Linked DNA regions of Homo sapiens: region 2 is linked to region 1. The links are chromatin contacts, found by Hi-C in ENCODE. All regions are on one chromosome and are shown on one strand. The core of a region is the stretch at or near the end of the contact, and the rest is flanking DNA. Distances in the headings are between cores, read along the strand shown.

Evidence for each region. Hi-C counts contacts between places; a loop is a spot of excess contacts on that map. Pooled maps may share reads with other maps.
Region 2: a map with no recorded cell type shows a loop between it and region 1 (4-fold over the local background). The contact joins the enhancer-like site here to the promoter of POLR1E in region 1. A Hi-C loop is called at or near these places in 1 of 168 maps with a recorded cell type or tissue (Caco-2), 1 of 37 single-sample maps with no recorded cell type and 5 of 50 pooled maps.

Annotation. Positions count from the first base shown.
Region 1 is chr9:37,484,161-37,487,940 of GRCh38, reverse strand. POLR1E (RNA polymerase I subunit E) reads right to left here and starts at 1,993. Exons shown (of 12, transcript NM_022490.4): 1 at 1,818-1,993; 2 at 1,135-1,238; 3 at 2-78. The coding sequence starts at 1,893. RefSeq lists a silencer at 1,866-2,195 and an enhancer at 1,937-2,528.
Region 2 is chr9:37,690,746-37,694,370 of GRCh38, reverse strand. FRMPD1 (FERM and PDZ domain containing 1) reads right to left here. Exons shown (of 16, transcript NM_014907.3): 2 at 1,629-1,733. The coding sequence starts at 1,729. Among named protein-coding and RNA genes, the nearest start is that of FRMPD1, 42 kb to the right of the region's middle. Within about 2 kb of position 1,595, at least 3 of the 41 ENCODE cell types and tissues checked have a DNase peak (open chromatin) inside an H3K27ac peak, as active enhancers do.

The sequences.
Region 1 (3,780 bases), core at 744-3,243:
CCTGCACAAAGTGTTGCATTTGAGGGCTCCAGTCCCAAAATTGTTTCCCACATAGGAGAGCCTATCTGTTTCAGCTGCCTAAAATGCAGAGAGGGGAAACTCCATTTACAACCAATGTTGAAAGGTATTAAGCATCATTTCTCTTTTCTACATTTGCTGAGGCTTTTGAATCCAGACTCACAATGGATTAGAACTAGTTCATCTCTGGCAGATGATCCAGCCCCACTATCTCTAAGGGAATATGGGGTGTCCCTGCAGGGGAAGCAAGACGACTTCTGGAAGAGAAGCCTCAGATGGTGCTAGCTTCTAAATGGTATGAAAAGCTCTTGGGGGAATTCTGCCACAAGACTTGAGAGAGAGGCCCTGGGCTTCTGGCACTTAAAGGTATGCAACAAAGTGATTCTGTAAGCAATCTCTCTTTGGCCTGTTCTTTGTATACTCTCAGGACCATGGCTGATTCACTCCCCAATCATAAGCAAGCTTTCCTGCTTCTCTGCATTTGTCCTCACTATCCTTTTCACTCGAAACACCAAACGTTGACTGCCAAACCCTCATTCCAGCCTTCAAGGCTCAGCTCCAACATGACCTCACCAAGGAAGGCATTCTGGCAGAGACCTCTCCTCCCACTGAGCTCACTCTGCCCTGTACTCTTCCCCACGTGGCCTCAGAGCTTTGTGTAAAAGTGTCCCTCACAGCCAGTTCTCATCTCTCTAGAGCAGAGGTTCTCAATCCAGGGAAATCCACTCTGGTGCTACTGGCATCTAATGAGTAGAGACTAGGGATGCTGCCCCCACAGCAAAGAATTATTGGCCCAAAAAGTCAATAGTCCTGAGGTTGAGAAACCCTGCTCTAGAGTATGAACTCTGAGTGGGGCTAGGCCTGATTTGGCTGTTTTCCTAGAAGCTTGCAGCACAGGGATGCAGAGGGGCAGGTTCCATAAATGCTTGTTGAAAGAACAAATGAATGAAAGATGGAGCCTGTCCCCACATCCCAGGCTGCTGGGCATCAGAGTTCTTCAAAGCTCCATTTGCTACTACTCCCCTTTTTCTCCCCTCACTCCCTCCCACATCCACCCACTCCCAGGGGCCTTCTGAGCCCTGCAGAGTGGAGACAGCTGGCAACTGCTTCACTTACCAGGATCCGTTGATTCCTCTTCCTGGGGTTGGTGGAATCTTTGTTCTCATACAAGGTAAAGCGCATGTTGCCTGGACTCTGTAGCTTCCCGTTGGAGAACTGGACTGTAAGAGTGCAGCCCAAGAATGAGATGAGAGCAGAAGGCCACACAATGTACCACACAATGTACGGTGGGACTAGACTGTCACTGGGAGGGAGTGTCAGAATGGGGATGGCAAGGAAGCTCGGGTCCTGACCCAAAGGGAACTGGAGGAGATCCGGGGCCAGCTGAGAAGAGGAGGTAGGGAGGTGGGAGAACCCTGGGGAGGGGCTGTGACAGGAGGGAATGTCTCGCGGAAGGAGGCTGACAGCAGAGGCCTGGTACATACCTAAAGTGACAGAAGGAACCCCTGCCCAGTGAAGAGAGGGAAATGGGGGAGGCGGGAGACCTGGTGGGTGAGGGGGTCAGCAGGGTCCTGGACACAGCTCTGGGGAGCGGGTGAGTGGGATGTCCCAATCTGGCTGGGAGGTAGTGACAGAAAGACGGACAGGGGAGCCCTGACAGAGCCCAGGGGAGTGGTGGAGACTAGAGGGGTCCCGGCCCCGCTGGGGAGAAGCCCAACGGAGGGCGAGAGGACAGCTGAGGTACCGAGACGGAAGGGGAGAGGGTTAGAGGAGCACTGCTCCAGCTCCGCAGTCTTTACCCAGTACAGCTCTCTGGCTCCCGTCGGGCGCCCCACAATACTGCCACCTCGCACTCGGCAACACCTCCGCCGCCATCTCGCCTGTCTGTCCGCCAAGCACAGGAGTTAAGACAGCAGCAGCCACAAGCGCACTTTTAAACACGCGGGAGCCCAGGCCGCGCTGCGGGCCGGAAAAGGCGTGGCCCCGCCGGGCACCGCCCACAGCGCGCGAGCCGCGTGTCCCCGCCCCCCGCGTAGAGAGGCGTGGTCTCCGCCCACAAGGTGCCACACACCCGCTTGACTGGCCGAGGCGCAGCACCTGATTGGCTCAGCGCTCGCGTGCACTCTGGGTTTTGTAGGTCCAGAGCCCGAGGCGCCAAAGGCTTCAGCCTAAGCTTGCTATGAGCCTTCTTCCGGCTCAGCACCTTCTAAAGAGAGTGTCGTCTCTCTCTCCTACCGTGACAAACTCATCTTCCCAAGACCTGAAGGACCAAGTTCAAATTTAGAATTCTCTGACAGGAACTGCTTGAGCCCCAACTAAATGTGGCCGCTGGCGAATAGCCGCCCCTCTCTAGGGCTTCCCACCCACCCACGTGGACATCCAGCTCTAGGTACAAACTTTGTCCACAGTCCGACAAACAGCTCCCCGCCATGGGCTGTGGCGTGCACACCTGTGGCCCAATCAACACTGAGGTGATGGAACAGAAGCCCAGCCAACCCCGGAGCCTTTGGGCAGGAGATTCTGGACTGGAATAGAAGAGGGAGTCCGAGCTGATGGACATGTCCCTTTTTCACTGCGGATTCAACCCTTCTTCTGCACGGGGAGTTTTCAGAGCAGAAAGAAGGCGAAAGCAGGGCCTTTAAGCATGGACGCTGGCCGAGGCCCCCTTTGCCCAAAGATGCGTACTATTGAAGGGCAAGAACTCCGGTTGACTCCCCTCTGTCTTCCAAATCACCTTCTTTCAAGACTCTTTTCCTTCCACACACCCTCAACACCCGCCTCCAACACCCAGGATCCTAGGAATAACCCTAAAGCCTGCATGCCCCTTTGCCTGAGCACTTGTCACGCTTTTCTAATTACCCAATCTCAAACGTAAAGAAACACTGCAAGAAATGTTTTTGCCCTGAACCATTTAGAGTAAGTTGTCAACCTGATACCCTTTCAACCCTGAAGACTATAGTATTTCCTACAGACATTCCCTAAATAACAACACAGCCATCAGAATCAGCAAATTGCCGGGCGCAGTGGTTCACGCCTGCAATCCCAGCACTTTGGGAGGGAGAGGCAGTTCTATCCCTTGATTCCAGGAGTTTGAGACCAGGCTGGGCAACATAACAAGACCCTGTCTCTACAAAAAATAATATTAGCCATGTGTGGTGGCGCACGCGTGTCGTCCCAGCTACTCGGGAGGCTGAGGTGGGAGGATTGCTTGAGCCTAGGAGGCAGAGGCTGCAGTGAGCTGTGATGGTGCCACTGCACTCTAGCCTGGGCGACAAAAAAAAAAAAAAAAATTAAACAGAAAAGAATCAGGAAATTAGCACTGGTACATTACCACCATGTAATCCTCACATCCCATTTAAGTTCACCCATTGTCCCAACGTTTGTTGTTAGTTTGTTTTTTGAGACAGGGTCTCACTCTGTCACCCAGGCTGGAGTGCAGTGTTGCAACCAGGGCTCACTGCAGCCTTGACCTTCCAGGCTCAAGTGATCCTCTCACCACAACCTGGGAATACAAGTGTGTGCCACCACACTCAGTTTTGTTTTGTTTTTTCTTAATTAAAAAAATTTTTTGTAGAGACTAGGTCTCACTGTGTTGCCAGGGCTGGTCTCAGACTCCTGGGCTCAAGTGATCCTCCCACCTTGGCCTCCCAAAGTTCTGGGATTACAGGCGTGAGCCATTGCAGCTGGCCCAATCATGTTTTTATAGCAAAAATGTCCTGTCAAGAATCATGTGTTGCATTTAGCTCTCATAGCCTTTCCTCC
Region 2 (3,625 bases), core at 346-2,845, 210 kb before region 1:
ATCCAGGCAACATCAAGTTAAACAGGTCTCTTTCTCTGCGAGACTTCTCAGAGCCTTTAATCTGTATTACATGCATAATGTGTATAATAAATCACCAAGTCGGGGAAGGCAGAAGTAGGATATAGGATGCATCATTTCCCAAACATGTATGGCCACAGAATCTCTTTTAATGGAGCAGCATCACACAGGACTAGGTTTTGCAGACCCCACTGTGGGAAACAATGTGCTTAGCAGTTTTTCCATTCATTCATCAGGCACTACCTGACCACCTACAACACTCATGCAAGACAATCACTTCTGGGCCATAGAGATGAAGCCAATACTTTCCTGGACCTCACAGAAGGCAGGTCTAGGAGAAAGGAAATGAATGGGCTCGAAAAGTTGAATGCACCAGGGGGAGCACAATGCCAGTGCTACAAATAAAATACTACGGGGTCCTATGGAGAAATTCATCCTGACTCTAGACAGAGGAAGGCTTCATGGAAGACCCAGCACTTCAGCCAAGCCTTAAGCTGCGGGGGGTTCTGGCCACATGGAGATGGGAGGAAGGGATATGGCCCAGGAGCCCAGGTCCAAGGGGTGAAAGAGAAGAGAGGGTGCTTGTAGTAGAATAATAAGTGTTCCCTTTAGCTGGAGCATACTGTGAAGGAAGCAGAGTAGTAAGACAAATAGCTGGAAAGGATTGCAGCTTGAAACGTCAGACCAAAAATGTTTAAGCTTCCTCCTATAATAAATGGGGACCCATCCAAGCTTTCTGAGCATTGGGTAAGAGTGGTCCTAAACAAGTCACTCTATGAGCCTTAGGTGTTTCATCTGTAAAAGGGAGCCCCATTTTATCTGACCTCGGTGTGTGAGGATCAGAGAACTTGGCCACAGGGCAGTGGAGCCCTGAGCAAAGTTTATTACTCAGCAGCAGAACAGCTGTTTCCAGTTCCTTTGGAAGAATGTGTGTCTCAGAAACACCTGACACGTGATATTTCATCTCTGTGGCAGGGCCAGATGGGAAATCCAAGCAAAAATGAACGCTTCGAAACAGAACATATTTGAAAGTTCTCCTGTAGCAGTCAAATCAGATCTGTATTTGATTTCATTTTATTTTGTTTAGAATGACATAGGGACTGCAAGGAAGGAACAGCTGCTGGAAACGAAGACACAGAAAGACACAGAAGACACAGAAAGAATATAAACGGCAGATTACCTGACCTTCATGTCAAGTACTAAGACAAGAGGTGTGTGTCTCTATGTGTGTGTGTGTCTGTGTGTGTGTCAGAGAGAGATCAAAAGAGTGTATGTATGAGTGTGTGCTCCAGAGAGTGTATATGCATGTGCGTATGAGTATGTATGAGTGTATTTCTGTGTGTATGTCTGTGTGTCAGTGTGTTTGTAAATGTTGTAAGTGTGTGTGAGTTGGGGTGTCTCTGTGTGTGTGTAGGTACATGTTGGGGGTAGGGTACAGGGAAAAGCACTCCAGCAAAATTGCTGACCTGTTTACACTGCTCCCACCATATGGTGTAAGAACAAAGCAAGCCGGAGACAGCAATCCCAAGGTGCGGCCAGGACCAGCACAAGCTCCTCCCCCGGGACACCAGACCTTTATAGACAGAAATCTGCAAACTCAGGAGGCTTACCGGGCCGAGCTGTCCCGGGAGCGCCGAAGCCATCTTGCCACCATTTGTTCTATTCTATGTGCTTTCCGTGTCTGGAATAAACTGGTCTCCAGCTCTTCCATTTACCTAAAAGGAAGAAGAGTGTTCTTAAGATGCTAACCAAAATACTCTAAAGAGGATTTTGATAAATCAGGACGATGCTTCCTTTATTTGCCCATTATAAGACATGCTAATCGAATAACTAGTGTTCTCCCTTAGTCTAAAATCAACATAAACAGGTGCTCAATGTTCACAGAGTGAACAACTTTAGCAACCCTCAATCTTGCAGCAAACAGACTGGGTTTGTATCTTAAACAGTTAAACATAAGGATGAGAGAGTAAAATAGATAACGTTTCTCAAACTTTGTGACTGTGACCCATAGGAAGAGATACACCTTACCATGTGACACCGTCCTTCCCTCTCCCAACTATGTGTGCAACCCTGGACAATGCGGTTCAGTTTTGCCTGCATCAGGAACCCCATGGACATGGAAGCATTCTTCATCACATTGTGCAGATTCCTCTGAGCGCTGCTGCTTTTGTTCAATCTTTTATACTTAATTTTTGAATAAGTATTTCACTTACATAATTCAACACTAGCTTATAAAAAAGATAGTTACTGTATTGTGTGCTTAAAAATTTAAGAGGGTAGATCTCAAGTGTTCTTATCATAATAAAAAATATGTAGACAGTGAAAAGTCTGTCTTATATCCTTCCTTGCTCCTACCCACCCAGTTCCCATGCCCATACATAATCACTGCTCTTGTTTTCCATTTGTCCTTCCAGAGTTTCTTTTCTTTTCTTTTCTTTTCTTTTTTGAGATGGAGTCTCGCTCTGTCACCCAGGCTGGAGTGCAGTGGCACGATCTTGGCTCACAGCAACCTCCACCTCCCGGGTTCAAGTTATTCTCCTGCCTCCTCAGCCTCCCGAGTAGCTGGGACTACAGGCACATGCCTCTGCACCTGGCTAATTTTTGTATTTTTAGTAGAGATGGGGTTTCACCATGTTGGCCAGGCTGGTCTTGAACGCCTGACCTCAAGTGATCTGCCCGCCTTGGCCTCCCAAAGTGCTGGGATTATAGGCATGAGCCACCACACCCAGACTGTCTTATTCTTTTAAAAAAATTATCTTGGAACACTTTTAGATGTATAAAAAGTTTGCAAAGATAATATAGGGTTCCCATATCCCTTCATTCAGCTTTCCCTAATATTAACATCTTACATAATTATTTTACCTTTGTAAAAATTAAGAAATTAACATTGGTACGATATTATTAACTGAACTATAGACTATGTTCAAATTTTACCAGTTTTTCACTAATGTGCTTTTTCTGTACCATGATCCAATCTAGGGGTGCTGATTTGCCCAGTGGCTCAGGAATTAGGGGCAGTAAGTACAGGAGAAAGCAAGGATGAGCATAAGGTTGAAAATATGGAAATACCTACCTAGACAACTATCTCTTTCCCATCCTACTGAAGATAAGAGGCTTATTTTCTGGAGAAAACGAACAAGAGAAGCTTGGGGAGACTAGGCACAATAGACGGTACAGGAATTAAAATAGAAGAAGTAAGTAAAACTCTTCTAACTGAATGACAAGACCTCTTCCTGTGCCCAGTTCTCTGAATACTGTCAGCGAGTACTTTATATCCTGCTATGGTTTGAATGTGTTCCTGAAGTTCATGTGTTGAAAACTTAATTTCCATTGCAACAGAGTTGAGAGGTGAAACTTATAAGAGGTGATTAGGTCATGCAGGCTGTGTCCTCATGAATGAATTAATGCCATTACTGTGGGTGTGAGTTCCTGATAAAAGGATAACTTTGGCCTCTTTCCACACTCTCTTGTGTGCTCTTTTGCCCTTCCACCTTCTTCCATGGGATGATACAGCAAGAAGGCCCTTACCAGATACCAGCACCTCAATATTAGACTTTCCAGCCTCCAGAATTGTGAGAAATAAATTTCTTTTCTTCATAAATTACCC